2 separate regions of the Homo sapiens genome follow, and region 1 is linked to region 2. Evidence: chromatin loops called from intact Hi-C (ENCODE). Cell type or tissue: CD4-positive, alpha-beta T cell. All regions are shown on one strand.

Region 1 (8,000 bases), 49 kb before region 2:
CTGGTCTCAAACTCCTGGCCTCAAGTGATCCTCCTACTTTGGGCTCCCAAAGTGCTGGGATGACAGGCACGGGCCACTGCACTTAGCTCTGGAGGGACATTTTTGTGACTGTACTAGTAGCACAATAAGAGCTCAGGACCAGCACCCTGATCTCACTTTGTGTCAATAGCAGTGTGTCTCCTTTTTCATTAAATGAGTGCCTGCTGGATGCTGCTTTAGGAAGACTATAAATAGAAACTTCCGTGGGTCAAGCACCGTCTTTTCCCACTCATCTCACACTATGCTACTTATTCTGAAATTGCCCAATAAATACACCTATTAAGGACACAGATGATTGGTTTGTCTGAAAGTCCAGATGGAAAACAGACTCAACTTTTCTTTTTTGGTGTATATGTGTTTGTGTGTGCGTGTGTGTGTGTGTGCGCGCGCGTGCGTGTGTATGTGTGTGTGGTGGGGGAGAGAATGCACAAACACTCGAGGTGGTTTGTATATTTGACTGGTGAATTTCATAGTTGTTTTTCTGGGGTTACTTAGAATTTGAGAGTCCGTGAGAAGCATTAGGAAGAACATTACTGAGAAAAAAGGAGGGGTGGGAAGCCCCTAGACTTCTCCCCGAGGGTATCCCCGCTGCAGTCTTCTTTAGATGTTTGGATTCCCCAGTCCTCTTGTTTTGAGGCGTGATATAAATTCAGCCTCTCATACATTTAAAAATATCGGTTGAACACCTGCTATATTCTAGGCACCGAGGAGACGGCAGTGAGCAGACGAGAATGCCTGCTCTCCTGGAGCCACAGAAAATACAAGGGGCAAAGAAGGGAAAGGAACAGCACGTTAGAAGCTGCAGGTTAGGCAGGAACCAAGAGCCAAAGGGGATGTGTGGGGTGGGGTGATGGCAGCTTGAGGTGACGCTTGAATGCAGACCTGGAAAGAGCCATGGGGCTGTCTGAACGTAGACTCTTCCGGTCAAAGGCGGCCACAAGGGCAAGTGCCTGATGTGGGAGCCTGCCTGGGATTTTGCAGTGAGCCGAGATTGCACCACTGCACTCCAGCCTGGGCGACAGAGTGAGACTCCGTCTCAAAAAGAAAAAAAAAAAAATCTGCCCGCCCCCACCTCCCAAAGTGCTGGGATTACAGGCGTGAGCCACCTCACCTGGCCGAATTCCGGATGTGTTTTAAAGGTGGAGCTGGTAGGAATTGCTGGTGGACTGGATGTGGGGTGTGAGATTCCCCAAGGACCTGGGCTTGGACGAACAGTTCATTTGGTGGTTTTGTTCAGTTTCCCCAGGAATTCTCGGAGCACCTGCTCTGTCTACACATTATGGGTGCCCGTGTGCTGGGAGGCTCTGGAAACGGGCAAGCACACAGCCTTGGGCTTCTGGGCTCCCCTGGGGAGGGATTTCTGAATTTGAAGGTGAAATTCTCAGAGGGACTTTGAGGTACCTCCTCTTTTGAGGTCAGGAGTTCGAGAGCAGCCTGGCCAACGTGGTGAAACCTCGTCTCTACTAAAAATACAGAAAATTAGCTGGGTGTGGTGCTGTGCACCTGTAGTCCCAGCTACTCCGGAGGCCGAGGCAGGAGAATCGCTTGAATGCTGGAGGTGGAGATTGCAGTGAGCTGAGATTGTGCCACTGCACTCCAGCCTGGGTGACACAGTGAGACTCCATTTCAAAAAAAAAAAAAAAAAAAAAAGAAAAGGTGAAGATAACAAACTTCAGTGTCCTTATTGATTAGTAAAATGAGATTTGGGAAGTGGGAGTTTGGGTAGAGCTTGTTCCCAGAGAAGCTAATGATGACTGTGTCTCAAGTACAAATTTCTGGTTCGAACTTGGCCACTGAATGGACAGTAATTAGGTTTGCTGGTGCCAGGTGGAGATTTGTGTGCTCTCAGGGGAGGATTTCAAGGGTTAACTTGTTGAGTTTTCCTTTGGCTGGGTCTCTGTAAATCTCTTTAATCTTTCCTTTCCCCAAATAAATCTCCTTAAATCCCCTTCAATCTCTCTCCTCCTGCTTCTCCTCCTCTCTCCTCTGGGAGGGCTTAGGCATGGGTCCAGCGGAGATTTGTCACATTACTGGTCAACTTGCCCACCGGGGATATGTTTTCTTTTTTTACTTTTTAAGTTTTTATTTTATTTTCTGAGACAGAGTCTTGCTCTGTCGCCCAGGCTGGAGCGCAGTGGTCCAGTCTCGGCTCACTGCAACCTCTGCCACCCGAGTTCAAGCGATTCTCCTGCCTCAGCCTCCTGAGTAGCTGGGATTACAGGTGTTTGCTTTTTTTTTTTGAGACGGAGTCTCACTCTGTCACCCAGCCTGGAGTGCAGTGGCGTGATCTTGGCTCACTGCAACCTCCGCCTCCCGGGTTCAAGTGATTCTCCTGCCTCAGCCTCCCGAGTAGGTAGGACTACAGGCGCGTACTACCACGCCCAGCTAATTTTTGTATTTTTGGTAGAGATTATGTTTCAACGTGTTGCCCAGGCTGGTCTAAAACTTCTGACGCCAAGTGATCTGCTCACCTCAGCCTCACAAAGTGGTGGGATTACAGGCATGAGCCACTGCACTCGGCCATTATGTTTCTTTAATTAATGAAGGAACTGCTTATAGGCAGCCACCATGAAGCTGGTGCCCGAGTCAGCGGACCCACGTTATTTTCCTGATGCAAGATGGTCAATTCCGTGCTTATTTAGTGCAGGAGGACACGTGGACTCCGGGAAAGATTCCAGCCTGATCTCGGTTCACGTTGGCTATGCCCCTTTGACTTTCTGTGGTGAGGGAGATTTCTTTTTCTCCGGGGTAGTTTTTTATTAGATCTCACTTGATTTTCTTTTCTTTTCTTTTTTTTTGGTTTATTATGCAGTGTATTGATTATTCAGGCTCCAGTTAGATCAAAGGTCACCTCCAAATACATGCCGTAGGTCAAGTTCATTCCGCCACAGACCAAGTTCATTTTATATCTTCAGCTATCTGTTCTCTGTGTCTTGTGCTGTTTTTCCAAATCTTTCAGCAGGACTTAGAAATGGAGAGATTCCAGCCTGGAGTGCTGGCTCACAACTGTAATCCCAGCACTTTGGGAGAATGAGGCAGAAGGATCACTTGAGGCTGGGAGGTTGAGGCTGCAGTGAGCTATGATGGTACCACTACACCCCAGCCTGGGTGACAGAGAGAGACCGTGTCCCCATAGAGAAAGAAAAGAAAAAAGAAATGAGGGACCCAGTACAGTGGCTCATGCCTGTAATCATAGCACTTTGGGAGGCTGAGGCGAGTGGATCACCTGAGGTCAGGAGTTCAACACCTGGCCAACATGGTAAAACCCCGTCTCTACTAAAAACACCAAAATTAGCCGGCATGGTGTTGCATGCCTGTAATCCCAGCTACTCGGGAGGCTGAGGCGTGAGAAACGCTTGAGCCTGGGAGGCGAAGGTTGCAGTGGGCCGAGATTGTGCCACTCCACTCCAGCTTGGGCGACAGAGTGAGACTCTGTCTCAAAAAATAAAAGAAAAAAGAAATGGGGGATTCTGTCTCCTGGTGAACACTGAACCTTGAGAGCAAGCCTTTGATAGGGTATATTTGCTGAGGCCGGGTAAAGGAGGCAACGTAACATAACAGAAAGATCGTTCTGGTGCAGGCATTCATAGCTGAATGCCTCTGGATAGATTCCTTAATCTCTCTGAGTTTAAGAGGGAGATAGGAGTTGCTGCCTTGTGGGATTGTTGTAAGGATTCAGTGACATATGTGAGGTACCTGGCACATAACTGGGATTGAATATACAGTAACTGTCATCAAGCTGTAGTTACCTCCAGCAGCTGAGGTTGGCTTCCCTTGGACATTTGGGGCAGGTTCCATTGGGGAAGAACACGTCAGTATCTGTTGGAAATTGATTTTTTGGAAGCTCTTGTTGCAAATAGGCAGGATGGTGCATATTTAACCTCCCCCAAAATTTATGGTTTCAGCAATCATAAACAATTCTTCAGTCAGCCAGAGAAGAACAATCCACAGTTGTTCTTCCTGGTACAGTGAGTAGCTAAGAACATAGGCTCGGAGGTTACACGGATATGGGTGGAAATCCTGGGTCCACAGCTTCCTAGCTGTATGGCTTTGGGCCAATTATTTTACCATTCTGAGCCTCATGTCCTCATCTGTAAAACAGGATGACACTTGGACCTAATGTGAGGCTTGTGGTGAAGATGAAATGAGGGTGCACGGGAACCACTGAGAGCCGTGTGTGGCACGTGGGTGTGTGTGCAGTCAATGCCCGCTCTCTATCATTTATCCCTGCCCCTCAGAGGCCATTTCCACAGATTTGGAAGGCCCGCTGAGCCATTCAACATTTGCTCCCAACAGGGGTGATTAGTTCATGTAATGCTAGCATTAAGCAAAAGACTCTGCCTGAAACGTCCTCTGGCCCAGCTCCGGTGCTGGAGTGACCTAGTTAGCTGTGTGTCCCAGGCTCAGCCCTCCCCCTGGGTAGCTTCTCGGTTTTTTTTTTTTTCTCTGCACCTCTCCCTGCACCCTTAGCTGGTTTTAAAAAAATCTGTCCCTCTCTCCATCAGCCTGGGCAAGAGTGGCTTCTCACTGCATGGAGGTCTGCAGGCAGCCTGTGGCTTTTCTTTGATTCAACATGCTTTTCTTTTTGGAAAATTCCTTGTCTTTCTGCTTTGTTTCTTATTGAAACTCATGTTTTGATTTGATGACTCAAGGAACTTACTTACAGTGTCTAACCATCATGAAGTTTTGTAGTTTAAAACCTATAGGTACTGAATTTATTTTAATGCTAGAGTATTTAAAAATGGCAGCATGCATATGTATATACCCCATAAGCATATGTAACCATTTATTTAAAATACCCTTTTGGGGGATTTTTGCATGGGAGTTGGGAGAAGATCTCAAAAACTTTAAATGTCCCAGGTCACAGGATGTTAGTGTTAACACTTGGGGAGCTAATTTCCAAATCAGCCATGATTTCTCCTCTTGACCTGTCCATTTTAGTCCCTGTGGAAGCCAGACAATGTCCGGGATCTTGATTTACTGGTGCCTCTATCACAGGCTGAGCAGAGGAAGAAAAAGCTCCTCCAGCTGAAAGTAGTCAGTATTTCTAGTTGTTGAGAGGACCTTTCTCTCTCTTTCATGACCACAACACAGATCACTGAAATTGGTTTTACAATAAATTGGATTTGGTGCTGTAAATGGAATCCTAAAGGTATCGTATTAAATAAAACCTCAGACAGTTTCTGATGTTCAAGTGACAGTCTTGCCTGCCTCCCCACACAACCCTGTCCCTTCGTACAAGGCCCAAAGTGTTGTGAAAAAGAAAAACCCTAGACCTTTGTAGCTTTGAAAAATTTGTGGATGGAGAGAAGAGAAGCTGTACCAAGCCAGGAGGTATCGGAGTGACCAGCAGGCCAGCGTCCCCTGCCCCCAAATATCCTCCCATTTATGGGCTAATACTTCCTTAACCTTGAAAGAAGACTGCTTCAAATTTGCCTTAAAACTTGAGAAGATATAAATACCTCAAAATAGGTTGAGAGGCTGCCAGTCATTTACTATGTAAGTGATTTTAAGGAAAGAACTTTTTCTCAATACTTGATTAGCATTTGAATGGCAGGCAGAAGGAGGAAGAAGTAATTTCGTCCCGGGAGGCTCAAATGGGTCGCAAACTGGGGAGTTGAGGGCTGAGTGAGGCAAGGTGGTAATGATGCATTGAGGCTTTGGGGAATAGAACCCGTAAACCAACCTACATCAACTATTGCCAAATTGGGCCCTAAACTGTCCTGGGCTCTGGAAAGGGAGGCTGCTGTGTCGCTGCCTCTCCCATCTTTCTTTCTTTCTCCCGGGCCAGGCCGGGACTGCAGATACTGTCACAGCTCTACCATGGACGCCAGGGCTTCTTTAGGTTGGAATAGTGTCCACGTCACCAGGAAAAATTCCACTTCTGTAAGAAAATATGCCTCAAAACAACAACAACAGCAACAACAAGCTTTCAATGATCTCTTGGAACAGACTTTGCATATAAGTTGGGGACATCCTGTATGTGGCAATAACGTACAAGAATTATGCTCTTTGGATTTTTTGGGTGTGTGTTAGCATGGTCAGTAAAAATGGAGTTTGGGGCCCTAGTCGTGATGGACAAACAATGTTGGCTTTCTTTGGTGCTTTCAGCTTCTTGACAAATGGATATAATAACAAGACTTCCTATTTGACTGTTTTTTTTTTTTTTTTGAGATGGAGTCTTGCTCTGTCACCCAGGCAGGAGTGCAGTGGTGTGATCTTGGCTCACTGCAATCTCTGCCTCCCAGGTTCAAGCTACTCTCGTGCCTCAGCCTCCCGAGTATATGAGATAACAGGCATGCACCACCACACCCAGCTAATTTTTGTACTTTTAGTAGAGACGGGGTTTTACCATGTTGGCCAGGATGGTCTCGATCTCCTGACCTTATGATCTGCCTGCCTTGGCCTCCCAAAGTGCTGGGATTACAGGCATGAGCCACTGTGCCTGGCCCTTTTTTTTTTTTTTTTTTTTTTTTAATTGAGATGGAGTCTCGCTCTGTGGCCCAGGCTGGAGTGCAGTGGCGTAATCTCTGCTCACGGAAACCTCTGCCTCCTGGGTTCAAGTGATTCTCCTGCCTCAGCCTCCCGAGTAGCTGGGATTACAGGCGCCCACCACCACGCCTGGCTAATTTTTGTATTTTTAGTAGAGACGAGGTTTCACCATGTTGGCCAGGCTGGTCTCGATCTCCTGACCTCAAATGACCCACCCGTCTTGGCCTCCCAAAGTGCTCGGATTACAGGTGTGAGCCACCGCTCCTGGCCTATTTGACTGTTTTTTAAAAATTATAGTTAAACGCCTCCTCCAGCCATTGAATATAGCTGGCTGATATTACCTAAGTTTGGGGTTCCGTCTCCTGGCTTTGGAGCCTCCCCTACCCCCCGCCGGTCTGTGTACAGGGAAGCTGCTTCTTTCTTTCTTCCCCCTTCTTTCTTGCCTATTAAACTCTCTGCTCCTTAAAACAAAAGACAAAAAACAAAAAAGTGTGCTTAAAAAATACATAGTATAAAACTTGCCATCGTAACCATTTTGAAGTGTGCAGTTCTGTGGTGTTAAGTACATTACAGCATTGTCCAACCATCGCCACCATCCATCTCCAGAACTCTTTCATCTTCCCACATTGAACCTCCACTCCACCTATGAAACACTAACTCCCTACTCCCTCCTCCCTGACCTTCTGATACACACCGTTCCACCATCTGTCTCAGTGAATTTGGCTACTTTAGGTACCACATAGAAGTAGAATCATGTGATACAGTCATCCCTTGGTATCTGCCGGGGGCTGGTTCCAGAATCAACCTGCCGCGGATAACAAAATTTTAGGATGCTCTAGTGTCTGATATAAAATGGTGTAGTATTTGCATATAAATTTTGCACATCCTCCCATGTACTTTTTGTTTTTTGTTTTTTGTTTTTGTTTGTTTGAGATGGAGTCTCGCCCCGTCCCCCAGGCTGGAGTGCAGTGGCGCCATCTCAGCTCACTGCAAGCTCCGCCTCCCGGGTTCCCGCCATTCTCCTGCCTCAGCCTCCCGAGTAGCTGGGACTACAGGCGCCCGCCATGATGCCTGGCTAATTTTTATTTTTTATTTTTTTTATTTTTAGTAGAGACCCGGTTTCACCGTGTTAGTCAGGATAGTCGCGATCTCCTGACCTCCTGATCTGCCCGCCTCGGCCTCCCAAAGTGCTGGGATTACAGGCGCCTGCCACCACGCTGGGCTGATTTTTTGTATTTTTAGTAGAGACGGGGTTTCACTGTCTTAGCCAGGATGGTCTCAATCTCCTGACCTTGTGATCCACCCGCCTTGGCCTCCCACATTGCTGGGATTACAGGCGTGAGCCACCCCGCCCGGCCTTTTTTTTTTTTTTTGAGATAGGGTCTCACTCTGTCATGGAGGCTAGAGTGCAGTGGTGCGATCTTGGCTCACTGCAGGCTCTTCCTCCCGGGTACAAGCAATTCTCCTGT
Region 2 (8,000 bases):
TGCACCATAGAATTCCTGCAGAGAATGGGGATAGAAACCTCCCTGTTAATGCATTTAAAAATATTTGATTTGCAAAAAATTCAGTATACTTTAAAATAATTTTATTAATAATAATTTGTATTGTAACAACTATATTGTATAATGCATTGAACTTCTAAGTGTGTTTTTTCCCCCATCAGCATCTCAACTGTTCTTCCATAATAGGCCTTGAAGTAGGGTGGTTGTTTTGGCCCTGATGTTACCATTGCAGACGTGAGACTCATCCATGTCACAGAGCAGGTCCCTGGTTTCCCAGTTCTTGATATCTTGTGGCAGGTGGTAGTACTGGGGCCAATTGAAAACTTTCCTGTTGCTTTTGGAAAAAAAAAAAAGAAAAAAGATAAAAGAGACAAAAATGGGCATGTAGTTTTTTGAGCTTTTCTTTTTCTTTTTTTTTTTGAGACTGAGTTTCGCTCTTGTTGCCCCAGCTGGAGTGCAATGGTGTGATCTCACCTCACCGCAACCTCCGCCTCCCAGGTTCAAGTGATTCTCCTGTCTCAGCCTTCCCAGTAGTTGGGATTACAGGTGTCCGCCACCGCGCCCAGCTAATTTTGTATTTTTAGTAGAGGTAGGGTTTCTCCATATTGGTTGGGCTGGTCTCGAACTCCTGACTTCAGGTGATCCGCCCACCTTGGCCTCCCAGAGTGCTGGGATTACAGGCGTGAGCCCCTGCGCCCGGCCTTATTTGAGCTTTTCTAAAAGCAAGAAATTGAGGAAGAAACTCCTAACTGGGCAAATCCAGACCTTTTCTTAGTATCTTCAGAGAATATACAGTTGTGTCTAATTCTTTTTGGAAATATGGTATGCCTTATAAATAGGTACACCTTAATTAGTTGCAAAGATTTAAACAAGTGTAGGAAAGCTAGGAGAGAAAGCTGTTTGTTACTGTTCATTATGTATTGTACAGGGTGATGCTGAGATTGAGTTATTCTTGGTATGAATAACTTCCTTTGAAAGTTAGAATGATAGAGTTTTAGAACGTAAGGGACCTTAGATTTTAATCCGTAATGACCAAGAAAACTGTGTTTTTAAAAATTTTTTTTTTTTTTGAGATGGAGTCTCACTCTGTCACCCAGACCGGAGTGCAGTGGCATGATCTCAGCTCCCTGCAACCTCTGCCTCGTGGGTGATTCTCGTGCCTCAGTCTCACGAGAAGCTGGGACTGCAAGCATGCGCCACCACACCTGGCTAATTTTTGTATTTTTAGTAGAAATGGGGTTTCTCCATGTTGGTCGGGCTGGTCTTGAACTCCTGACCTCCATCCGCCTGCCTCAGCCTCCCAAAGTGCTGGGATTATAGACATGAGCCACCGCGCCTGGCTGGAAAACTGTATTTTTGAGCATTAAGTAATTTCCTTTAAATTTTTGTTGATAAAGGAGAGACCCAGCTGCCAAAGAGGCTTCTGTTCTGGGGGTAAGACTGGTCACTGCATGTTGAATTGACATCATTCAACCAAATGTGGTTTAGCCTGAGCCATCGTATTGTGGGTAAATGTGTAGTTTCTGTTGTGTCTTTGGAAATTCTAAAAATAGGCACTCCCCATACCTCCTTCTGGGGGTTTCCACAGCTGGCTTCAGCCCAGCCAGCTCATTTTGCAGACCTAAAGCGTTTAAGTTCCATGCCCATGGTCAGAGATGTGGGGACTTTGTAAAGTAATATTTCATCTCTAGTGCAGACATAATGCCCAGGAAACAGTTGCACTCATCAGCGAGCCTCGGAGTCATGTTCTTTATGGGTGACACAGTGATACAGCTGTAATATGCACCATGTTCAGTCCAGAGACAGGCAGTGAACTAACGAGAAAACTCCGCTGTTTGCTTAGACTTTCTGTGTATTGACTCAATGCCCACATTACTAAGCGCCCGTCTTTAAAAATTAGCCACAGTCTAGCACGTATAAACAGATAGGACAATTAACACCTGAAATTGTCTTGTTATATAAGTGAAACCAGTGAAACGTCATTAATCAAGACCCTCATACATTTGGAATGCCAAGTGACAGTCAACAGGGTTAGACCGAAGTTGGCTGGAGCCAGTATCTATGAGACAGGAGTTTGTTGAGCAAACCCGTGATATCAGCATGACATGGTCATATTGTTTAATCTGCTTTACAAGAACAAACACTTAGCTTTAATATTGGCATGCGTTGTTAAACATTTATTACAAGTACTTCTTATCAGGACCAACGAGACTTCTGCTTAGCAATAATTTGCCAGCCCTTTAAAGTTGTTTATGAATTTCAGAGCACTTAAATGGCGTTTTTATGTGAAGGTTTTGAAATCGACGGGAGAAAGGGCAAATGCGAGCATCTGATTTGTTTGTACCAGTGCTGCTTGGAAGAGGACTGGGCTTTGAGGAGACACTCAGCATTTCTTGTCGCGTGTAGGATTGAATGGGTGCATCAATCAAATGGTGCTGGGATTAGCGGTTGGCTTGTTGGGAAGAAAACAGCTCATTGTGTTTCTCAGTGGCAGTTCCATTGGCACCACAGCCAAGATGATCTTTCCTTGCTCAGGTTTGTGCTGTGCACTCCGGACATTCAGCTTCCCTGACTCCTACCCCGTGGAAGTTTGTTTCTGACTTGTTTCCAGATACCCCTGGGGAAACAGCTCCCTCCCTGGTTCAGGACCGTCATGTCGCGCCAAACACCAAAACAAATTCCAGGTATTAGAAAGTTCAGTGTAAAAACCCATAAAACAAGAAGAAAATACTAGTTAATATCTGGCAAAAGCTTTTTATTGTTATTGTTTTTTTAATTAAGCTGTTGGCCAGATGTGGTGGCTCATGCCTGTAATCCCAGCACTTTGGGAGGCTGAAGTGGATCATTTGAGCTCAGGAGTTCGAGACCAGCCTGGGCAACATAGGAAGACCCTGTCTCTACAAAAAACAAAAAACAAACCCTCCACAAAAATTATCAGGGCATGGTGGTGCAAGTCTGTAGTCTCAGCTGCTTGGGAGGCTGAGGCACAAGAATTGGTTGAGCCGGGGAGGCGGAGGTTGCAGTGAGCCAAGATCACGCCACTACACTCCAGCCTGGGTGACAAAATGAGACCCTGTCTCAAAAAAAAAAAAAAAAAAAAAAAAAAAAAATCAAGGTATTGAACTCTGTAAAGTCATGCGTCCAAATCTCCCTGGGCATCCTCCATTGCTGCGTAATAAGTCTGTGCCTCCAGTTGTCCTTATGTGGGCTATTCTAGCTCTTTCCCTTACAGTACAACTTGTTCCCCATTTTCTCTGACCTTTTATAGAGGAGATCGAGGCCACCTAGGGTGACGTCACTGCTTCACATCTTGATACCGCAGACTTGCTTTCTTTCTAGGGAAGGCTCCCTCTGCTGCACTTCCAAGAGTCCTGCTCCTTCAGACCCCACCCCCATGCCAATTTCCATTTTGCCTTCTCCTCTTCCTCTGTCCCTGCTGCCTATCACCCTCCTTATACTGTAAAATGCCCCTCTCATCTCCATCTTCCTGCACAGCCACCCTCCAGCCTCTCTCATGCCCTGCGTTCATGGCCAGACCTCTCCATGACTTCTTTCAGTCCAGGCTTGAGGAACCCAGGGCAGGAGGCCTGGCAGGGCGGGCAGAGCCGCCGTGAGGACTGGACTCAGTTGCCCATGGGATCCTGTCACCCAGCCCCAGCTTAAAACCCAGAAGCTCCCACTGCCAGGGGAAGGGAACTCCAGGAAATCATACCAGCCTTCCTTTTCACATTTCTTTCCTCACCATCCCCTACCTCAAGCTAGAAGTTTCCTTCTCACTGAAGCGTCTCTGGGAACGCCCCCATGGTTGCCTTCTCCCCCATCCCTGTCTGCTCTGCTGAGCCACAGTGTTGTCTTCTCTGACTCTAGGTCCCTTCTCTCCAGCTCCCTCCTCCATTACTTCATGGTAGCCCCTTCTTCTGGAAGCCTCTCTGAGACCCTGAGGGCAGGGAGTAACCAGCTCCTGCAATACAGTCTTCATCCAAGGATGGAGAAAGAGCTGGTTGAGCTGGTTGATTGAATATGAAATCTAGGAGGAGATTTACTTTCCCATTTCCAGCTGTGGTCCAAGTTGACCAGCATCATCCAAATAGGTGATTTGCTTGAGCATTTTACAATGATTCAAGCTCTAGGTACTTCCCCCCCGGGAAACACATATCCTGGGAAAAATGAAAACAAATTCCTCCTCAAGGGTGTGATTGGCTGACTCTTTTTTTTTTTTCTTTTTTTTTTTTTGAGAGAGACTCTCACTCTGTCACCCAGGCTGGAGTGCAGTGGTGCAATCTTGGCTCACTGCAGCCTCCACCTCCTGTGTTCAAGTGATCCTACTGCCTCAGCCTCCTGAGTAGCTGGGATTACAGGTGTGTCCCACCACGCCCAGCTAATTTTTATATTTTTAGTAGAGACGGTGTTTTACCATGTTGGCCAGGCTGGTCTCAAACTCCTCACCTCACGTGATCCACCCACCTTGGCCTCCCAGAGTGCTGGGATTACAGGCATAAGCCACCGCGCCTGGCCTCTTTCATTTTCTTTTTTTTTTGAGATGGAGTCTCGGTCTGTTGCCCAGCCTGGAGTGCAGTGGCATGATCTCGGCTCACTGCAAGCTCCGCCTCCCGGGCTCACGCCATACTCCTGCCTCAACCTCCCGAGTAGTTGGGACTACAGGCGCCCGCTACCTCGCCCGGCTAATTTTTTTGGATTTTTTTAGTAGAGATGGGGTTTTGCCATTTTCACCATGTTAGCCAGGGTGGTCTCGATCTCCTGACCTCGTGATCCACCCGCCTCGGCCTCCCAAAGTGCTGGGATTACAGGCGTGAGCCACCGCACCTGGCCTGACTCTTTCATTTTCAATGTTGTGTTTGAGACACCACAACTATGATTCTGCAAGGCACAGTCATGAAAATATTGGAACCAAAGGTGGGTGCATCTCCAGTCTTTTCCTTGAGAATTGTTTCTTTCCAGTGCACGTTGTGTGGGTGGTGGTGGGGGTGGTTCAGGTTCAGGTGGGTGTGGCCAGCGGAGGTGTGGGAAAATTTGCTGACTCCAGGATTAGCAACGTGCAAGGCCCGCTTTCTCCTCTTGGATGCTGCAAACAGTACGTGGTCTGTGATGTGCCCACGTGTTGGCATTTCCCTGTATGCCTCCTTGTCAGGTGATATAGGCGTCTTTTTCCTCTTTTATGGTTTTCGTTCATTTCTTTCTTTCTTTCTTTTTTTTTTTTTTTTTTGTTCTGAGTCGGAGTCTCTTTCTGTCGCCCAGGCTGGAGTGCAGTGGCGCGATCTCAGCTCACTGCAACCTCCACCTCCCGGATTCAAGCAATTCTCCTGCCTCAGCCTCCCGAGTAGTAGTTGGGACTACAGGCGTGCACCACCATGCCTGGCTAATACTTGTACTTTTAGTAGAGACGGAGTTTCGCCATGTTGGCCAGGCTGGTTTTGAACTCCTGACCTCAAATGATCTGCCTGCCTCAACCTCCCAAAGTGCTGGTATTACAGGCGTGAGCCACTGCACCCGGTTTTTGTCCATTTTTTACCTTCTCCATTCCTTATTTACCTACTTTATCCCCTCGTTCTGTAATCGTGTATTCAGCACCACGTTTGAGCAGGCACCGAGACCCCTCATGGTCCCTATTACGGTGGACTTGGCGCCTACACTCATGATTGGGAGAGGAAGTGGGCTCTGGGCTCTGAAAATGACTACAGATGAATAAGTTACACATTGTGATAACGGCTGTGATAGAGGATAGAGGGGAAGCAGGTGTATGCTGTTCTAGACAGGGTGGTCAGGAAGCCCCCAGTGCTACTTGAAATCTCTCCTTTTTCTTTTTAGTGGCGGGCTCTTGCTACGTGGCCCAGGCTGCTCTTGAACTCCTGGGCTCAAGCCATTCTTCCGCCTTGGCGTCTGGAGTAGCTAGGACTACAAGTTGACACCATCACACCTGGCTGAAAAATTTTCTTAAAAATAGCTTTATTGATGTATAAATTCAGAGATCATACAGTTCACTTCTTTAAAGAGTACCATTCTGTGTTTTTGGTATATTATTCTCCTTAAATTGTGGTAATATATAAAACACCATGTCTGCCATTTTAGCCATTTTTACTTGTAGAGTTCAGTGACATTAAGTACGTCCACAGCATTGTGCAATAATCTCCACTTTCTGTTTTCAAAATTTTTTCATCATCCCAAACAGAAACTCTGTACCCATTAAGCGGTAGCTCCGCAGTACCTCCTGTCTCACCACTGGTAACCTTGAATCTATTTTCTGTCTGTAAATTTGCCTATTCTCGGTACCTCAGAAATGGGATCATGAAATATTTGTTCTTTTGTGCCCGACCTCTTTCACTGGTACCCTGATGTCTTCAGGGCTTCTCTATGTTATAACATGGCTCAGAACTTCATTCCTTTCTATGGTTGAATAATATTCCATTGTATGGATATCACACATTTTGTTTATCTGTATTACTTGAAATCTTGATACATACTTTTTATTTTCTAAGCACTTCCCCATAATTCTCATCCGATTAGTTTGCCTGCCTTATTACTGGCAAATAATTTCTTGATTAATTGAATTTGCTAGCAATTTTGAACAAGATGATGGTGGTTACAAGGCAGAAATGCCATTTCCTGTTCTTTCTGTCTCTTTCTGTGTGTGTGTGTAACTCTGTATTTTCTTGAGTGTGTATCTCTCTGTGTGTCTTCTAAGTGAGGCCATCCAGTTGGTGCACTTGTCTGAAGATAATACAGGTGCAGGGGTGAAACTGCAGGGCCTTAGAACAGTTCGCCCCCTACCTCCTGAAGGTGTTGACAGGAAAAGCTAGCCTCGGCCCTCCATTACTCTCAGAGTCTGCTCAAGACAGACACAACTCTGTCTCCTTGTAATAAATGTGTCTCACAGAGCTAAAGCAATGCACAGAAGAAAGGACTTCTCTGAAGGCCTGCTCAGTTTATCAACAAAATTGATCAATTTTTGTTGTTTGTTTCACAGATCAATGAAGGACACATCCAGTGTGATGAGGCACTGGGGCATATATAGAATGTATTTGACAACAGATATTAGTTCTTTGTTAGCAGGAATGACACACGTTTAGCAGGAATGACACACGTTTAATGTTGTGACCAGAGGCAGAGTCATTCTAGATCTTAGGTGCGACCTGAGCTTTGTGGAGCCTCAGTTCTGTCTTGAAAGATATTCTTCACTCTGCCCTCTTTTATTGATTAATTTTAGGCAATCTCTGCGGGTATTTCCAGTGCTCTTGGCTTTTCTTGACTTTGTACTAATTGCCAAAGGCGGCAGAGGATGAGGACTTGTTGGGGTGGTCGTGTGTACCAGTGATGTTTCTAGAGAGTGCATGGTTAGCCTACACTCTTCCTGTCTTCACAGATCCCACCTCACGTGGAAATAGGTACTCAAAAATCCATTGTGCTTCTGTAATGGATTAAGCTTCGAGCCCACCCCATCGGCTCCCATCACATCAACTCACCAAACATTGGCTCAGGGAGTACCTGGGCCAGCCTGGGTGCCCACTAACCATCCCTGGGACGGGACGACCTCGACTAGCCCGCTATGTCATGTTTTCTTATTCCATGGGCATAAGGCTTGGCAGAATGCGGAGATTCTGAGCTCAGAAGTTTCTGACTTTTCCTTAAAAAAGAACTGAAACATTAGAGCTTTAGGCTGTGCTTCCACCATGCGGATCCACATTGGTTCCCATCTGTGTGGTCCAGCAGAAGCAGCTCCCTGATCACTGTGCAGGTTCCTGTGGCCGAGATGGTCGGCGTTTGGGTCAGGCGGCTCCCAGCACAGGAGTGGGAGCTGGCAGGAGTGCCCTGTGAGTGCCTTAATGAGATGCCACTGCATTCACCCTTCATTTGCCCTGTGCCGATGGAAAAAAAAATGGGTTTTCCAGTAGAAATGTACTGTAAATGATTATTCTAAGTTATAGCAATGGCCTACCTGGCTTCTTTTTTTTTTTTTTGAGATGGAG

What was found. A loop is a pair of places that touch in the nucleus more often than their neighbours do. Peaks named below come from ENCODE experiments on the same cell type or tissue, not always from the same donor. Only the 100,000 strongest peaks of a DNase experiment are listed, where the experiment ranks them.
Region 1: it touches region 2 in a loop (1.9-fold over the local background); 13 of 110 quality-filtered maps call a loop at or near these places.

The regions. Positions count from the first base shown.
Region 1 is chr10:12,355,055-12,363,054 of GRCh38, forward strand. The region is part of intron 1 of CAMK1D (calcium/calmodulin dependent protein kinase ID); the gene reads left to right. Among named protein-coding and RNA genes, the nearest start is that of CAMK1D, 9.5 kb to the left of the region's middle. RefSeq lists a silencer at 1,503-1,552. In CD4-positive, alpha-beta T cell, no CTCF peak of the experiment used is centred here; a DNase peak (open chromatin) is centred at 4,197; H3K27ac peaks cover 826 bases.
Region 2 is chr10:12,403,625-12,411,624 of GRCh38, forward strand. All of the region lies in intron 1 of CAMK1D (calcium/calmodulin dependent protein kinase ID), which reads left to right. Among named protein-coding and RNA genes, the nearest start is that of CAMK1D, 58 kb to the left of the region's middle. RefSeq lists a silencer at 1,394-1,443 and an enhancer at 1,574-1,683. In CD4-positive, alpha-beta T cell, no CTCF peak of the experiment used is centred here; no DNase peak of the experiment used is centred here.